Regions from separate parts of the Homo sapiens genome. Here region 1 is linked to region 2. A link is an interaction called in ENCODE POLR2A ChIA-PET data of the cell type or tissue named here. Cell type or tissue: PC-3. All regions are shown on one strand. Links, peaks and the distances in the headings refer to the core of each region. The heading gives the core; the rest is flanking DNA. Region 1 overlaps NRP1 (neuropilin 1). Region 2 has its middle 120 kb from the start of LINC02628.

Region 1 (8,974 bases), core at 2,486-7,485, 160 kb before region 2:
TTTTCTTTAAATGTAAGAATGTATGCCTTTAAATATTTTGAAGTGATCTATGTAAGATTATGATTTTGACCCCGTCTTAATTCTTTCCATGCCACTTCCTGGGTTGCTTGTATCTTGCATAATAGCTGCCCTGCTGGTAGCGTCCAACAGTTAAGAGAGTCAGACAAGGACTTGGAATCGTGACTATATTGACTGGCCTTTGCTATCTTCGGCTATTCTGGAGAAATATGAGAACTTGAATTGAGAGACAGTTAGCATCCTCTTTCAGCCCGGGACTGGAAGCTCTCTCCGTGACATAGCAGTCTATCATAGAAGCAGCAGGCCATCACCTCCAACCTGGCTGGCTGCTTGTACAAAGTATCCACCCAGATAAAACGAAATACACTGGAGCATCTGTTTCTTCTCAGAAAACTCTTCCATTTCTCCTAGGAACCCAGTGCCTGAGCAGTCTCCCTTTAACCCTTACAGAGCCACCGTGGCAAATGCAAGGATCGAAACTGTATGAATGAGGGCGCTGTGGGAGAAGAACACTTCCCTGCTATTTACCTGAGATTAAGTAGATGACCAGCGCTTGGAAGGGAATGTGGCCTTCTCACCTCTGGGCCTGAGAACAAGCACTGGACACAGTGGTATCTAATATGCCCTTTTACCAATTGAACAGATCAAACCCATGTGTGGCCTGGTTGTCAGGCTTTAAATAAACATTGTATTTATATGCGCTTTGTGCTTTTAAACTCCATCAACAAAAAGCACTAGAATTTAGATATTTACTCCCCAGGATTTCCATTCCTAAGTTAAGGCAAGTTTTTATTTATTTATTTGTTTTTTTAAAAACTGAAGGATAGAGTCTCGCTCTATTGCCGAAGCTGGAGTGCAGTGGCAAGATTATAGCTCACTGTCACCTCAAACTCCAAACTCCTGGCCTAAGCGATCTTCCTGCCTTGGCCCCCAAAAGCACTGGGATTACAGGTGTGCACCACCACAATTCACTAATTTTTTATTTTTTGTAGAGAGAGGGTCTTGCTATGTTGCTCAGGCTAGCCTTGAACTCCTGGCCTCAAGCAATCCTCTCACCTCCGTCTCCCAAAGTGCTGGGATTACAGACCTGAGCCACCACTCTGGCCAAGTTTCAATTGAGTGGAAAACCACCAATTGGTTGAAAGTTTCTATGCACAGTTTTCACAAGTGCTTATTTAATCTGAACTTAAAGTTCAAAAATTAAGTCCTTCCTCAGAATTAGTTGGTTTATACTTAAACTTTCCTGAGAACTTGTTAATAAAAGAGTTGCTTGAAGAAAAAATAAGCTGGTAACGTTTCATGAGAATTTCCTCATTCAAAAAGCACATCCATGTGTGACTTTGATCACAAAGACAGAAAGATTTGTGACGCAGCAACTATTTATTTGGGTTCTGTTCATATGACTTTTCCCAGCTTCAGGGATCTCAGCTGTCAAATGAGGATGAGAGAAAAGTGAGTGCTCATCCCCATAATGGGCACATATTGAAGACTCAACAGCAAGAGCCCGGCATAGGTTGGACATGGTGGCTCAGGCCTGTAATCTCATTACTTTGGGAAGCTGAGACAGAGAATGGCTTACCTCAGGAGTTCGAGACCAGCCTGGGCAACATAGTGAGAAGCCCCCCCATCCTTCTGTGTTTTAAATAAATAAATAAATATGTTTTTCAAAAAAAAACCAGTCATAATTATTCCTTCCCAAACACTCTATGATTATTTAAGTTAAAGAAGAAAAAAACAACATGTTGACCAAAGAAGATCTAGCAATAAAGACCTGGGCTTGATGAGGAGGAAGACCACGTTATAAGGCAAAAGTTCTCCATGAACTTGAACTCTATAAAGGAATTGAGTAGACGGAAGCCAAAATATTCTGTTTGTTTTTTTTTCTTCCTCTGCTCCTCTGCAGAACTTAGTAGAGCTCTGAATGAATGTGCTTCACTTCCTAAGCTATCTATGAATTGTTTCAACCATAAGACACTACTAACTGCCCTAGATACCAGATACAGGCCAATCAACCAGAGAAGAGCAGGAGAACCCTCCTCTCAAGGTGCAACGAACTGCCAAGCCACTGACTCTTACAATCAGGATGGATGACAAACACCCAGGCAAGAGGCATTTGGAACCTGATCCAAATGAATTTTTGTTTCTTGTTGTTCTTTAGGCTTAATGATCAGTCTAGATGAATACTACCACTGCAATTAGTTACGTTTATTTTTTAGCTTCCTTTACACACACATATGTGTTTGTGTGTGCGCTTCTGTGGAGCCATGTCAGCAGGCATGCAAGTATCAAGTTTTATGCTGGAAAGAAAGGAGCTGAGAATGTGCATGCCCGCTGAAGGCATATGTCTCACTTGGATCAGTTAAGTGCCTGCTCCCTAAAGTGAAATCTCGTTGGAAATGCCATGCACATGTTGATTCAGTCTGATAAGATTTCAACCAACCTTCTCCTTTAGCTCGCAAAAGTTGCTTCCTTTAAATTACAGAAATGCCTAACACAAAACAACCTCGTAATACTCAAAATTCATTATGATCAAATGTGATTGCTTATACTAAGGGATAATAAAGAAAATTAATTTTATTAAACACACGAGGCTCTGTTCAAATTAAATTTGGTGCTAATGGGGAAAAAAATCAAAAGGAAGAAAGCAGATAATTATCTGCCTGAGTAATAACCAAGGATGCTGCAAGTGGTAGTAACAACTTTGGCCAGCAGTTCTTCTGAGGAGGGTTCATTCTTCCACCAATAGTTTTTTAATTGAATTGAGCTTGGTGGTGGTGCCTCTCACATTGAGAAGTCACCAGAGATCAAAACCAGAAATAAAAAGATGAAGAAAAATACGGCAAAGGAGAATGTTTCTGAATTTGCTTGCACATAAAATCTGCATAATAAAGCAGGCTCCAGATTGAAAAGTTTGAAACAAAGACAAGATATTTCCATCAGTAGCCACTGAAAAAAATTAGAAAATGCATCAGTAGGATTCTGCTTTTTGATTAGAAATAGTACCTATTTTTTCTATATCCACTCCAAAGACTTTCACTGTCTATGTTCAAGGATAGTACCCACAGGCTTCTTTTTTTTGAGACGGAGTTTTGCTCCTGTTGCCCAGGCTGGAGTGCAATGGTGCGGATCTTGGCTCACTGCAACCTCCGCTTCCCAGGTTCAAGCCATTCTCTTGCCTCAGCCTCCCGAGTAGCTGGGACTACAGGCGTGCACCACCTTGCCTGGCTAATTTTTGTATTTTTAGTAGAGACGGGGTTTCACCATGTTGGCCAGGCTGGTTTCAGTCGAACTCCTGACTTCAAGTGATGCCTGCCTCTGGCTCCCAATGTTTGCGAGTGAGCCACCGTGCCTGGCCTGTACATACAGACTTCTAAGACTCTAGTTGAGTTTTACCTGATTTTGAAATGTATAAAAATGAAGTCACAGAAGTTAGGACAGCAGTTGCCCTTGAGGGCAAAGGTTGGTGACTAAAACTGACATCAGAGGGCTTCTAGGAAGCTGGAAATGTTGGCCTCTAGATTGGTTTTGTGGATGTATCCACCTTGCAAAATTTTATCAAATCTTATACTTGGGTTGTGTATTTTTCTAAATATATATTATACTTTACTAAAGGTATATATTCTTCTCTATTTCATATGGAAAATAGAGATGTAGTTTGGCTTAAAAAACTCAGTTTTCCATAAAACAAGGATTTTGTTTTAGTCTAAGTGATGCTCTAAAATACAAGACTAGAGTGAGGTACTTCCCTTGGATACAAAAAGCCAAAAACTCAGTGATTAAGATAAATAGTATTTTAATGTAACATTTTTTAAAAATCCAAATTAATCCTAAAAAATCCATGCTAGTAATAATAAAGAAAGATTAAAACAGAAAATATTACTCATATTACTCAGGAAAACAGAAAATGGAACTTACACTCCAAAAAATGCCAATAAGTGTAAATGTGCAGGAATAAATGTAAATGTGCGGGAATAATCAGATTTGAGAAACCAAGGGCAGATTATTTTTCATTCCATAAGTTTATATTCTCTGAAAATAAAAGACATTAGCACTGTTTCAAAGTTTTTAATAATTTAGGTAATTTAAAAACTAGCATTAAAGGAACAATATCTGAATTATCCCAACAAAATTCTGAAACGAATATCATCTCTATTTGCTTATAATTTCACTATGATTAAACTTCTTACGAAGTTACAAGTATGCGATCTTCCTTTGAACGCACTGAGTTAGGAAAAACATGCCTATTGTTGGTTACACAGAGGAGAGATTACAAATCTAAATCATAGTTGAAAAAAGCAACTGTGCCATGATATGAAACAGCACTGTCAAATCAGACACTGAAGTCGGTAAGTAAGATTTTCTTCTTGTCAGTAGGAAAAGCACTACTGGGTTTGAGTCCCCCAATGCTACCACCTTTTTAGACTTTTGTTAGAGCTTTGCATTCATTTCCTTAATGTTTTTAACCCAATGTCTGTGAAATTTTTATTGCTCCCCGGATGGTGACATCTGATCTGAATGTAACCATACACCTCTTTGCTCAGCAGTATTTGTCACAAACCATTATAAATTATCATGCTGATTGTGTGCATTGCTGGGAAACTGGAGAAGTTTCATAAATTCTAACTACCATATCAATGACATTCTTGTTTATTATACAGATATAAACTTTTATGAGATTCAAGATGTCTGCCTTACCACTGAAGAAAACTTTAGTGGAGTAAGATCTAACTAGTTCGATGTACATACTGAAAACCATTTTCAATGTGCAATGAACATGTGTTTCCGAAAACTCTCCACTGGTCACTTCTTTATTTCTTTTCTATTTTTAATTATGCTTTGACACTTCACAAGTGTGCAGGATTTTGCTGGCAAAAAAGAAATCAACATTCCTTCCTCTCCCTCAACACCTTCTTCGGTCAGAGCATTCTCTAGAATCCTCTCAATCTAATAATAAAATCATGCATATATATAGCTGGGAAAAAATCCTAGTTCTGTGTTAGCCCTGCAGACAGACGCTCCACTGGTCTGTTGATCGACTGATTTACACCACATCTTGTTCAATAAAAGAATTAAGGGGTTATAGTATTATGGTTCTGATGCTTATTTGTAATGAAACCTCATTCAGTGCTGGCATAGACACAGAATGTTGCATGTTAAAACTATGGAGGCACAACTTACACATTTAATTTTCCTAACGAAGTATCCACCTTTGACAGCCACTGCAAAAACTTCACCATTTTGCAAAGTATGATCCAGAATTAACTCATGAACTGGGTCAGTCTTGGTGCTATTCACATGAGAAGTTGTGACTGTATACTGTATTGTTAAGATTATGAAATGATGTTTTTTACCTAATTATACATAAAACAATAAAAATCTAAATAAAAAATTTTTTTTTTTCTACCAGGACTATGTAGCTGGTCTAATGACTTAACCATCCCTATACTCTACAAAAGAAAACTGTTTACTTGGGTTTCAAAGATGTTTCACAATAAGCAAATGTGCTAAGGCATCGATTTCTTAAGCTTTCTCAGGGTGGAAGTTGACTATACAAATACTGACCATTTCAAGAGAAAATGCAGGGTGTATCATGTGCAAATCATCTCATTACTGGGTCAATAGATTTAGTTTTGACGTATGTTTAGTTTCATATTTCCAAATGTTCTAAAAATCACCAACTTGTTAAAGATATCATAATAATGATAACTTATTTTGAGGGTCACTTTTACCTTTTAAAAAGGCTTTCCTATCTACTACTTGATCCTACTAGTAACCCTATGACATCAGCATAGCAAATGTTTTTTACTGCCAACAGACATATAATGAAGCTGGAACAAGGAAAAATATTAAATGTCTTAAATAAGATGAATAGTTTGTTCTTAACAAGAGTGATAACTAAAAGCTCACCAGCTTTCAGAATGTGGTTTTAACTGTGCCTAGTTTTGTGCCACCTCCAATCCATTTTTGTAAATAGCCTGATATAAAGTACAAAAAAACCCTAATAACAAAACTATGTTTGTAGGAATCTAATCTAAACTTTGAAGTCTATGAATTTGTTCTTCAAATAATTTCTGGTGTTCCCAGGTTTTTTTTTTCCCCCTAGGGCATTCCAATCCCCTGTAAAATTTAAATCTGTGGATTCTTCTCAAAGCCTTCACAAAAGGAGGTAAGTATTTTGCCACATTTGTAGAATCTCAAATGCACCCTTCAACACTGAGCACTAGTCATTCATATGAATCAGCTTAGAAAGATAGTGAAAGGAATGCCTTATGCTGGTCTTCCTATATCTTTCTGGAGTTTCTCATTGATAAAAAGCTCACAATGCAACACTTCAAAACACAGCAGGAAGATATTTTCCATGGATCTAATCTCCATTGACTTCATCAGGCTAAATATAACAGCCTTTCAGCTTTGGCCAGGAGATGACACCTTCACAGAGAGCAAAGCCTCAGTTGGGACAATTAAGAAATCACCTTACTCTGTAGCATTAAAAAAACAAACAAAGTCACCATTATTAAGATTGTTATGTAACATCTTCTTGGCCATGTCAGTTTCTCAAATACTTTGCTGATATCACTAAAACTGTCATTTTCTGTGAATTACAATCATCTTTTAATGTACTTTTTAAAAAGAAAACTAACCAAAAAGGTGCTCCTTTAATCCCATTATACCCCACCTGACACCATGATATGACAAATCATTATTTAAGGTTTACTGTGAGCTAGACACCATTGTAATACTGTGAGATGCTGTTGTAATAATTAGTATACGCTGATTATTTGGAAACTGATCATCAGCCTATGGATTTATGCTAATTCTCTAGGCACCAAAATGTTGAATGAACCAGATGACCTTATTTCCCTGACCATGAAAAGCTAGTTTACTACACCAACTCAACAGGTTGTTGAGCGCTTTCTACAGGTAGGAAGATTTTTATATTACTCTGTTCTTTCCCAGAAGAAATGTATGTGCAAATAGAATTGTAAGCCCTTTACATATATTAAGTGATTCAACTGGCTTCCCTTCTTAAATTTCTACTCCAGTTGTGTGCTGGATCTGGCGCCCACCAGCTCATAAGAACCAACTGTGCACATTTCTTTGCTAGTCTGGGCACAGTGACATCACATGGTTAGTTTGAAATTGGCTATGATGAGAGTATTTACACCACAGAAATTGGCATGTGCTACATACAAATGAGGACTTGACTCGTCTTCTCCAAAGAGCCAGCTGTTAAACATTTACCACCACATCACTGCCAATAACTAGTGATTATTCTGAATTCTTTAAGTATTATATTACACGTATTGATGGTCATGATTTCCAGATTAGAAATTAGTAAACGTCAGTTTATTGAATTCTAACAGCACTTTATTTTTTGGAATAATGTTATTACTTGAGTATGTTTTACCAGAGTTTCTCCTATAGCAGTTTAAACATGGTCAAAAAGCAAATACTAATAACTACTGCTACTACTAATGAAGTAAATCAAATATAAAAGAAAACAAGTCTCCAGATTGTCTAGGTGATTGACACTGTAAAAACCACCATAAAGAATATTAGCAAAAATAAATAAATCAATACAATGAACTCTTTGTTTCCAAGCAGTCACTGGAACACTATTAATGGTAACTTCCATACACAATTAAAAAGTCAATATAATGCCCTGAGGCACTTCTGAATCACAAAGCAAAGATAAATTGGAATTGGTGTAATTTTGTTGCACTGTAGTATACACTGATTATTTGGAAACTGGTCATCAGCCTGTGGATTTATGCTAATTCTCTAGATACTAAAATGTTGAATGAACCAAATGACCTCATCTCTCTGACCATGAAAAGCTAGTTTACTAAACCAACTCAACAGGTTGTCGAGCACTTCCTACAGGTAGGAAGATTTTGATATTACTCTGTTCTTTCCCAAAAGAAATGTGTGTTCAAATAGACTGTCTTTAACAATGAATATACTTGCAAAATAATATTTAGGTCCAGCGGTAGCAGTAGTCTGTAGATATCATATACGGTTACACCAAACTGACCCACTTTAAAACTTGTGAAAACCTCTCAGTCCCTGAGAAACACTTTAGAATTGAGATTTAAATCGATTATTTTTCTTTGATAAAACTATTTATATATGTACAAACTTAAAAGATGGATATTCAGGTTCAAGTCTCTGGAGACTACACCACTTTCAGTGGGTCAGAATGGGATAATGTGGACAAGACAGAGACAGGGGGTCTGTTGGGTGTTAAGAGAGACGAGCAAACATGTATCTGAGTGGACTGCTACGTGCAAGGTAAAAACATACTTTCGATACTGTGGAAAGCAATATCCACATACCAGTTCTTTCACATAAAGTGAGGAAATATAATTTCGACTGTCTCTATAGTGAGAATGTCTTCATAATAACGAAATTGGGCATAAGTTGATGTTTAGAAACTTAACAATAGAAAGAGATAGCAAGACTAAGCAGGTGGATGAAACACTGATGTGTATTTGAGTTCCCATTGTATTCATCGTGTCTTAACAATTATTTTCTAGCATTTTCCATAAAAGTATTTTAATCAGTAATCCACCATTTACAAAACCCCTCATCTGGCTTATCCTGTAGGCCTTATTTTATTCAATTTGCTTTTTCCATGTCAAACTTACTTAGTAAGATGAATGCAGTTCTTAAATCATAAGATGTGCCACAGTTCAATATATCTCAAATAGTGAGATCTCCAATCACACTATCTGTGGATGCGATGTATATTAGTGATCCACTGTATTTCGTAAAAATACAAGTGAGATTTTTGAGTTTCTAGTTCTTCCCCTCTCCAGGAAAAAAAAAAAAAGAAAGAAAAAAGAAACATACATACTGTATACATTTCTTAACAAGAGTTCCCAAACCAAAAGTGCTAACAGGAAGGAGTATAAGAGCTTACACATTTAACTATAATCTTCCTGGTTTGGGGAAC
Region 2 (8,974 bases), core at 1,792-6,791:
CAATTGGGATGGTGGTTATCAGATCTCGCTCTCTCTATTTATATATATATTTGAGACAGAGTCTCTGTCACCCAGGCTAGAATGCAGTGGCGGTTCACTGCAACCTCCACCTCCTGGGTTCAAGTGATTCTCCCACCTCAGCCTCCCGAGTAGCTGGGATTACAAATATGCACCACCACACTCAGCTAATTTTTGTACTTTTAGTAGAAACAGGGTTTCACCATGTTGGCCAGGCTGGTCTCCAATTCTTGACCTCAAGTGATCCACCCACCTCAGCCTCCCAAAGTGCTGAGATTAGACCCATGAGCCACCGCACCTAGCCCTCCCTCCCTTTAAACACACCTGTGCACTTCTAAATTCCATAGGACAAGAATCTGATGGGCCCATGTTGGGTAGGGCCCATCAATTACATTGGGGGCTTGGAAGTGGCAGTGTAGAGAGAAGAGGGAGGCCCAGGGTCATATGACAGACACATGGCTGGCTATGATTTAAGTGTCAGTTTCCAGAGAAGAAGAACTGGTCAGGCCCCCAGCAATTTGGAAACTACTGATACTGTGTCTGGAATTGGTGGGTTCTCGGTCTCACTGACTTCAAGAATGAAGCCGCGGACCCTCGCGGTGAATGTTACAGCTCTTAAGATGGCGCGTCTGGAGTTGTTCGTTCTTCCAGGTGGGCTTGTGGTCTCGCTGGCTTCAGGAGTGAAGCTGCAGACCTTCACGGTGAGCGTTACAGCTCATAAAAGCAGTGTAGACCCAAAGAGTGAGCAGTAGCAAGATTTATTACAAAGAGCAAAAGAACAAAGCTTCCACAGTGCAGAAGGGGACCCCAGCGCGTTGCCACTGCTGGCTCGGGCACCCTGCTTTTATTCCCTTATCTGGCCCCACCCACATCCTGCTGATTGGTAGAGCCTAGTGGTCTGTTTTGACAGGGTGCTGATTGGTGCGTTTACAATCCCTGAGCTAGACACAAAGGTTCTCCACGTCCCCACCAGATTAGCTAGATACAGAGTGTGACACAAAGGTTCTCTAAGGCCCCACCAGAGTAGCTAGATACAGAGTGTCGATTGGTGCATTCACAAACCCTGAGCTAGACACAGGCTGCTGATTGGTGTGTTTACAAACCTTGAGCTAGATACAGAGTGCCCATTGGTGTATTTACAGTCCCTGAGCTAGACATAAAGGTTCTCCACGTTCCCACCAGACTCAGGAGCCCAGCTGGCTTTACCCGGTGGATCCCACACCGGGGCTGCAGGTGGAGCTGCCTGCCAGTCCAGCGCCGTCCCCCGGCACTCCTCAGCCCTTGGGTGGTCAATGGGACTGGGCGCCCTGGAGCAGGGGGTGGTGCTCATCGGGGAGGCTCGGGCCGCACAGGAGCCCATGGGGGAGGGGGGAGGCTCAGGCGTGGCTGGCTGCAGGTCCCGAACCCTGCCCTGCGGGGAGGCAGCTAAGGCCCAGCGAGAAATCGAGAGCAGCACCGGTGGGCCGGCACTGCTGGGGGACCCAGCACACCCTCTGCAGCCGCTGGCCCGGGTGCTAAGCCCCTCATTGCCCAGGGTCGGCAGGGCCGGCTGCTCCGAGTGCGGGGCCCACCAAGCCCACACCCACCCGGAACTCGTCCTGGCCCGCAAGCACCACGCGCAGCCCCGGTTGCCGCCGGCGCCTCTCCCTCCACACCTCCCCGCAAGCTGAGGGAGACGGCTCCGGCCTTGGCCAGCCCAGAAAGGGGCTCCCACAGTGCAGTGGTCGGCTGAAGGGCTCCTCAAGTGCCGCCAAAGTGGGAGCCCAGGCAGAGGAGAAGCCAAGAGCGAAAGAGGGCTGTGAGAACTACCAGCACACTGTCACCTCTCAATACGCTGTGCTGGCAGTGGCCACACATACATACTAGAACGAGACAGGCCCAACTGAGCTGCAGGAAGCATAGCTCACCAAGCTGGGCATCTGAGCATGGTACAGAGCACCATGACTCCCAGTGGTCAGTTCAGGACAGGCACTGGTTTTACCATCTGGGGAGCCCACAAGGATCAGGGTAGTATCCAAGACTCCAGACAGCATGGGAAAGCAGAGAGTCAGTGATATGGTTTGGCTGTGTCCCCCACCCAAATCTCACATCGAATTGTAATAATCTCCCTGTGTCAAGGGAGGAGCCAGGTGGAGATAATTGAATCCTGGGGGCAGCTTAGCCAAGGTGCAGAGTCTGAGGTCTAGTTCTGCTGACAGGAAGAGCAGGCCTCCATCTGGAAAGAACTGGAAACCAGGAGAGTGGCCTCTAAATAAACAGAAATTGAAGGAGACAGAAGCCTTATTCTTATCCTAATTGAGCTCTGGGGTCAGGGGAAAGAAGCAGCAAGATTATTGGGACAGTGAATCCCATGAGCTACCAACCTAGGCCTTCCCAACCTCTGACCAGAGCAAGATTGCCTTCTGCTTTCTGGGTGTGAGTGCTAGGGGAGCCTGCAGGAGGAGGGGAATTTCCTATGAGGTTGTGGCGTCTACTAGAAGGCCACAATGATCAAAAGGGTCATTAGAGCTTCTGCTTGCTCTGAATGGTATTTGTGGAGAGGGAATGTGCCTTATGTTCTCTCTTGCACAGTGGTGGTGTCTCCCTTGACCCTTCCTAACAAACACGGTGAGTGAACCATGAAACGAGAAAACTATCAGGCATCAGTAATACGTAAGGCCTGGGCCAAAATAAAGAGTTATGTGTTGAAAATGAACTAACGCAACTGGTAGATACTTTCCATGCTAACACTTTTGTAGTCTCAGGGTTTATAAAAATCTTTCTTTCTTTCTTTCTCTGTCTTTCTTTCTTTCTTTCTTTCTTTCTTTCTTTCTTTCTTTCTTTCTTTGTTTCTTTCCCTTCCTTCTTTCCTTCTTTCCTTCTTTCTTTCCTTCTTTCTCTCTTTCTCCCTTCCTCCCTTCCTCCCTTCTTCCCTTTCTTTCTTCCTTTCTTTCTTTCAGCCTGGGTCTTATTCTGTCACCCAGGCTGTAGTGCAGTGTCATAATCATGGCTCACTGCAACCTGGAACTCCTGGGCTCAAGGGATCCTCTCATCTCAGTCTCCTGAGTAGCTAGCACTACAGGCACGTGCCACCACATTGGGCTAATGTTTTAATTTTTTTGTAGAACTGGGGTCTCACTATATTGCCCAGACTGTTCTGGAACTCTTGGCCTCAGGTGATCCTCCCACCTCGGCTTCCCACAATACTGGGATTACAGACGTGAGCCACCAAGCCTGGCCAGTTTACAAAGATTTCTAAAGAAAGATCCCAGGAAACAATTTCAAGCATCGCTCCTACATGTCACTTTGTGATATTTTTCATGCATAGAAGGAATAATACATTAAGCCTGCGTGCATCTCAGTGCGGTACATGTTTTACTCATTTGCTTAATTTGCTGAAGATTTTAATGTCACGTGGCTGCAGAGAGGGACATGGAAACACTTAGAAGGACTCAGGGCTTTAACATCAAACGCCCACTTTTGATTCTCCTGCCAAGAAAGAACAAAATATTTGTCTCTCGGATAGTTAACCTCTCTTCCATACACAGTCCACAACACATTGCATTGGCAAGCTATATGCAACCCCCTTCTCCTCTATAAAGGATGGTAATCTTTTTGCTTACAAAGATGAGAAACACCAGGAACACCCATCATTCTCCAACAAATTAGCTTGTCTTGAGACTATTTTCCATGTAATTTAAGGGTAAATGTCAGAGAAGTGTTTCCCTTTATTGGAAGTAAGGAGCTAAAGTTCTAAATGCTGGTAAGAAATGCAGTTTGTAACTCCTTCAGGCACGGGGTCTTTATCTGCCCTGAATGATCTTCTAGTGCCCAGGATTCAGTGTCCAGGGAAGGAATAGACACCTGTCTGTGTAACCCAAGGGTGACAGAGCTTAGCATCTTTTTTTTTTCAATTTCTTTCTTACATCCAAAGACTCTGGATATCTTACATATAAACCAACCCAAGGGTTTTCTGACATATTTTGCCCAAGTTGGAGTTATACACATGTGCCAATCACCAGTGAAGGGTGATTACTTATTCAGTAGAAAGGAGCTTTGAAGAACGGTGGGAAGTAGTTCTGTATAAATGACACATTTTATCTGTTTTTCAAATAATTCATGGAAAATACTGACATAAAGTGCCAATTATTTTTTCCCCATGAATAGGGCTGGCAGTCTTATTGTATACTTTAAAAGTCACTTACAATTTGCTCACATTTCTTAACTCCCCAGGGAAAAGAATGTATTTCCTTTGCTCTAAAGATTAAAGTTCAATTTGACTTCATATTTTGTGGAAGGGATTCTTAAAGGCATTGCATTCTCATATCCTAGATATCATTACAAGCTGTAAATTTGGTGATTGATGTCTACATGGCAGCCTCCAGAGGCTGCGTGCTAGTTAAAATAATAAAGTGCTCCTTAGCCTCTAGATGCATTCGAGAGAATAGCAGGTGGTCATTGTTTACTGTGCTAAAGTGAGCCACTCCGTTTGAGACAGCTCATTTTGGACTCAAGCTGAATGCCATGCCTGAGTGATCTGACTTCTAACAAAGCCACCAATAGACTCATTCTGTTGTTTAATTTGAATGAGAATTAGCTGCTGCTTCGTGCAAGCCAAAGACCCTCTATTAGAAACTGGTTCTCTAGAAATGTTTATGGAAGCCCAGTGGCTGCAGCATTTTGGAGGGGTGTGAGAATGATCTGATCTTCCATGGAAGCACATTGCATTTCCAATCTCACCATTCCACTTCAGACTCAAGCAGATGTGGCAGGGAGAGGCGGTAATATATTTTGCCATATGTCAGGGCCACTGTGTCACTCAGACTCCCAGGAAATGACACAGACTCAGGGAAAACAGTGGCCCATATATTTTCATTAAAAAGAGAGCATGTGACTGGTTCACAGTCAGGGCAATTGACACAGACCCCTTCTCCAAGAGCGTTATATTAATATTAGCAAGAGCACAGGGCCACGGCTGCTGAAGTTTTAGTCCACAGAGTCAAGAAAGCACAAAATCCAAAAAGCTGGGATTTGCAAGACACTGTTCCCAAAAGCAGTCTCCCTGATAGGTTTGCACAAAACTCTTTGGGGTAAGCAGTAACTGTACCCTTCACACTGTGGCAGGTCCAGCCACAGGCAACATAGAACATTCTAGCCTTGCATCTTAAAACATGCCTTTTAATAATGTGACCTGGAGAATCTGAGTTCAACATACAGAGTGTCTGAACACTTTAGAAGTGATTTATCAGGGTCCTAGTATAAGAATCGAGGCCCAGGCAGAACCAAACTGCCTGCTTCTAACAACTCCTTTTCGAAGGACCAGCTTGTTTTTATATATTTCTTTGTGATATTGCTCGGAATCTGTGTCTCCATTCAGAAACCCATCCAGTATCTATTTTTTTTCAAAAAGAAGACAGACCATTTGTCTAAGATCAGATGAGCGTGATGGAGGACACAAACATTATGATTGAAATATAATCAAGATATTAATGCAATCGGTACTGTTTTTAGAAGAAAAAAATTGATGCCATAATTCAGGGTCACCATGGCAATCCTTATTTGCTTATTAATTTGTTACTACTTTAAAGTTTTCCTCTTGGCTCATTCAATGTAGCCTGGCAAACATCCATACCTTGTTTCTCATGGTGTTTATTTGCTCATTCCATGATTTTTACCAATGATGCTGGGCATTTTCAAGATTCAGCCTAACAATGTACATGGACAGGCTTAGTCTCCTCTGGGATTTTCTGCCTGGGATGATGCAATTTCCAGGAGCTCATTACACCATAAAGGAGACGCACGCCCCTTTTCTTAGGAAACAATCTTCTGTCTGTTGGAGGTCTCTTGCTCTCCAGTTTAAAAAGCTTTAACTGTGCTTTAAGACTTTGTCATTCAATTCTTATTTATTCTTCTTAATCTCCTTGGGATTCTTACATTAGGTGTACAATAATCCTGTTAAGCCCTCAAGACTTCTCCTAAATGAGTGGCAGTTCTGGGTAATGGATTGAAATATCCCTTGCATTTTCTAGAAACACTGTATCTTGTTTTATGATCGTCGTTTTCTGGGAGTCCCAGCTAATTTAGGAAGTGGGGAAAAGAAAACATTTGCTGAATCTCAGCTGAGAACAACACGAAGATGATCATCCTAGGGAAAGTACAAAGTATACAAAAATAATACAAAAAGGCAGGTTTCTCTCCTTCAAAAAGAAAGTCCCCATTTATTCTTTCCCAGTGAAGTCTCTGACTTCTGAACTCTCTGACTACTCCCAGGCAGTTTGATGTAGTTCTCTTTTCATTGTTGTGGATACAATGGTGAACCTTGGATAATGGTGTGCCTCACAGACCAGGCAGGAAGTGAGAACCTGAAATCTGCAGAAGCAGGGTTTTTAGAAAGCGGTAGAATCTTAACAGGCGAGAAGTCAAAAGTCAGAATGCAAGGGTATCAAGGTGAAGTAAGACAGAGGTTCAGCAACCAGGAAAGAACACAATGCCACAAGTTCCCAGGTCAAAGAAAGACAGAGGGTCAGCAAGCTGTTGGGCATCTAGGACTCTACTCATGAGACATGTGGAACAGAGCTTGTAATTCAGCCTCTGTGAAAAAGCCCTTGACATGATTTCTGCTGTGGAAGGAGTCATTTTCATTGTATTTGCAGCCCAGGGACTGAAAATAAGGGCTGATGATGATGGGAATATAATAGAATGCTAAGCTGGGTGTGGTGGCTAGCGCCTGTAATCCCAGCATTTTGGGAGGCTGAGGTAGGTGGATCACCTGAGGTCAGGAGTTTGAGAGCAGCCTGGCCAACATGGTAAAACTCCGTCTCTATTAAAAATACAAAATTAGCCAGGTGTGGTGGTGGGTGCCTGTAATCCCAGCTACTTGGGAGGCTAAAGCAGGAAAATCGCTTGAACCCGGGAGGCAGAGTTCGTAGTGAGCTGAGATTGCACCATTGTACTCCAGCATGGGCAACCAGAGTGAAACTCTGTCTCAAAAAAAAAAAAAAAAAAAAAAGAATGCTAAAAGGGCTCTATTGAAAAAGTATATTTCTTACAACCTCCACTACTTAATATAGACCCCCTTCCTGTATTTGTTCATTTTTTAAAATTCCCAGAATAGATTACTGCAAAGTTTCCAACTTTCAGAGATCTTTAAGGCCATCTGGAAGCTTTGGATATAAGACATATCTAATCTTAAAGCACATCACCCACATTAGCACATGAAGTTCTGCTGAGGAATTTACTCAGTCCTTCTGAGCTTCAAGGAACAGGTTAATTCCAATGCCTTTGTCTGAAAAAAAATGGATCCTTCCTTTCTAGAGCTTTCCCTGGCAATGACCAATATCACAAGAACAGAGCCCTTCTCAGACAGCATTGCATCAGCACGAGCATAGGGCCATGGCTGTCCAGGGAGTCAAGAAAACACAAAATATAAAAAACCTGAGATTTGCAAGACATTATTCCCAAAAGTAGCCTCCTGGATTCTTTTGCATAAGACTGTTTGGGATGGGCAGTAAGTGCAGCCAGGACACTTGCAAGTCCAGCCATGAGCAACATAGAACATTCTAGCCTTGTACCCTAGAACATGCATTTTTATAATGTGATCTGGAGAATATGAGTTCAATACACAGGGTCGGAAAGTGGGAGCTAAGACAGGAAGGAGGATAGGGTGGAACTCAAAAACAAGACTTAGGTGGTGATGGAGAATGCTAAAATTTTAGCCATATAAGTACAGAAAAAAATAGACAATAACACATGTATGTATCTATTTCAACAGTTTCTGGGTGTTTACAGTGTACCGAGCACTGTATATTTGACCAGATACCAAAGAGAGTCGGTGAGAAAAATACCAGTGGCCTCTAACCATCTCTGCATTCAGACAGCAAGAAAGTTTTGAGAGAAACCAGGATATCTAGGAAACGATCCAGACAGGTTTGGAAAGATAGTCCTTTTAGACACAGCACTTCAGGAAGTATATGTTAAAATGGCAAAAGCTCTAGATTGAAGTCTGGGTTTCAGTTTCGGTTTTAGAATTTTGAGCAAGTCTCTAAATTTTACTGGCTCTCTGTTTCTACTTCCATAGACACGATGCTTTGTTAACCCTGGAGGAAGGACATCATTGTCCTGCAGGATGCTGGGTGTTGTTATGAATGCAAGAGCCAGCAGGGGATGGTACAGAGGATGCAGAGACCAACTCTCCCTAAGAGCTCAAAGCAGCTTCACAAGCATTTGAACTGGGCCTTGAACAGTGAGCACAAATTCTTCAGGCAAACAGAGATGGTAAGTTGTCTATTTCTGGCAGTGAATAGAGAAAATAGCATTTATTAAGGTCCTGAAGAATTCATGCTTTCATCCATTTATTCAACAAATATTTAGTGGTAATTTATTAATAATGAACAAATTATTAGTTATTATTAGTTATGTTGATTATTAGTATTATTAACTGACACTGTTGTAGGCACTGGACTACAGCAATAAATAAGGCACACCATGTATCTGTCCTCAAACTCTACAATCCAGTGGCAGGGAATGAAGGAAACTGAGGTCAAGTTATGCAAAGTGAACCAGAGATGATGCACAAAAGGATGATGCTCCGGCAGGGCATGGTGGCTCACGCCTGTAATCCCAGCACTTTGGGAGGCCGAGGCAGGTGGATCATAAGGTCAGGAGTTCGAGACCAGCCTGGCCAACATAGTGAAACCCCATCTCTACTAAAAATACAAAAAAAAAAAAAAAAAATTAGCTGGGCATGGTAGCGGGCTCCTGTAATCCCAGCTACTCAGGAGGTTGAGGCAGGAGAATCGCTTGAACCTGGGAGACGGAGGCTGCAGTGAGCCAAGATCACGCCACTGCACTCCTGCCTGGGCGACAGAGAGAGACTCCATCTCAAAAAACAAAACAAAACAAAAAAATGATGATGCCCCATGGATGGCTCGAACCAGAAATAGGTAAAGATGAGATCCAAAGTGGTACTGAAGACATT

The links. ChIA-PET counts read pairs that join two places held together with the same protein. Peaks named below come from ENCODE experiments on the same cell type or tissue, not always from the same donor. Only the 100,000 strongest peaks of a DNase experiment are listed, where the experiment ranks them.
Region 1: POLR2A ChIA-PET joins it to region 2 with 6 read pairs; 5 of 35 experiments call an interaction of 5 or more read pairs at or near these places.

The regions. Positions count from the first base shown.
Region 1 is chr10:33,321,558-33,330,531 of GRCh38, forward strand. The region is part of intron 2 of NRP1 (neuropilin 1); the gene reads right to left. Among named protein-coding and RNA genes, the nearest start is that of NRP1, 8.6 kb to the right of the region's middle. RefSeq lists a silencer at 6,124-6,418. In PC-3, for the core only: CTCF peaks have their summits at 6,435 (motif pointing right) and 6,637; DNase peaks (open chromatin) are centred at 4,564 and 6,314; H3K4me3 peaks cover 3,500 bases; H3K27ac peaks cover 3,694 bases.
Region 2 is chr10:33,479,183-33,488,156 of GRCh38, forward strand. No RefSeq gene overlaps it. Among named protein-coding and RNA genes, the nearest start is that of LINC02628, 120 kb to the right of the region's middle. RefSeq lists an enhancer at 5,571-6,110. In PC-3, for the core only: no CTCF peak of the experiment used is centred there; no DNase peak of the experiment used is centred there.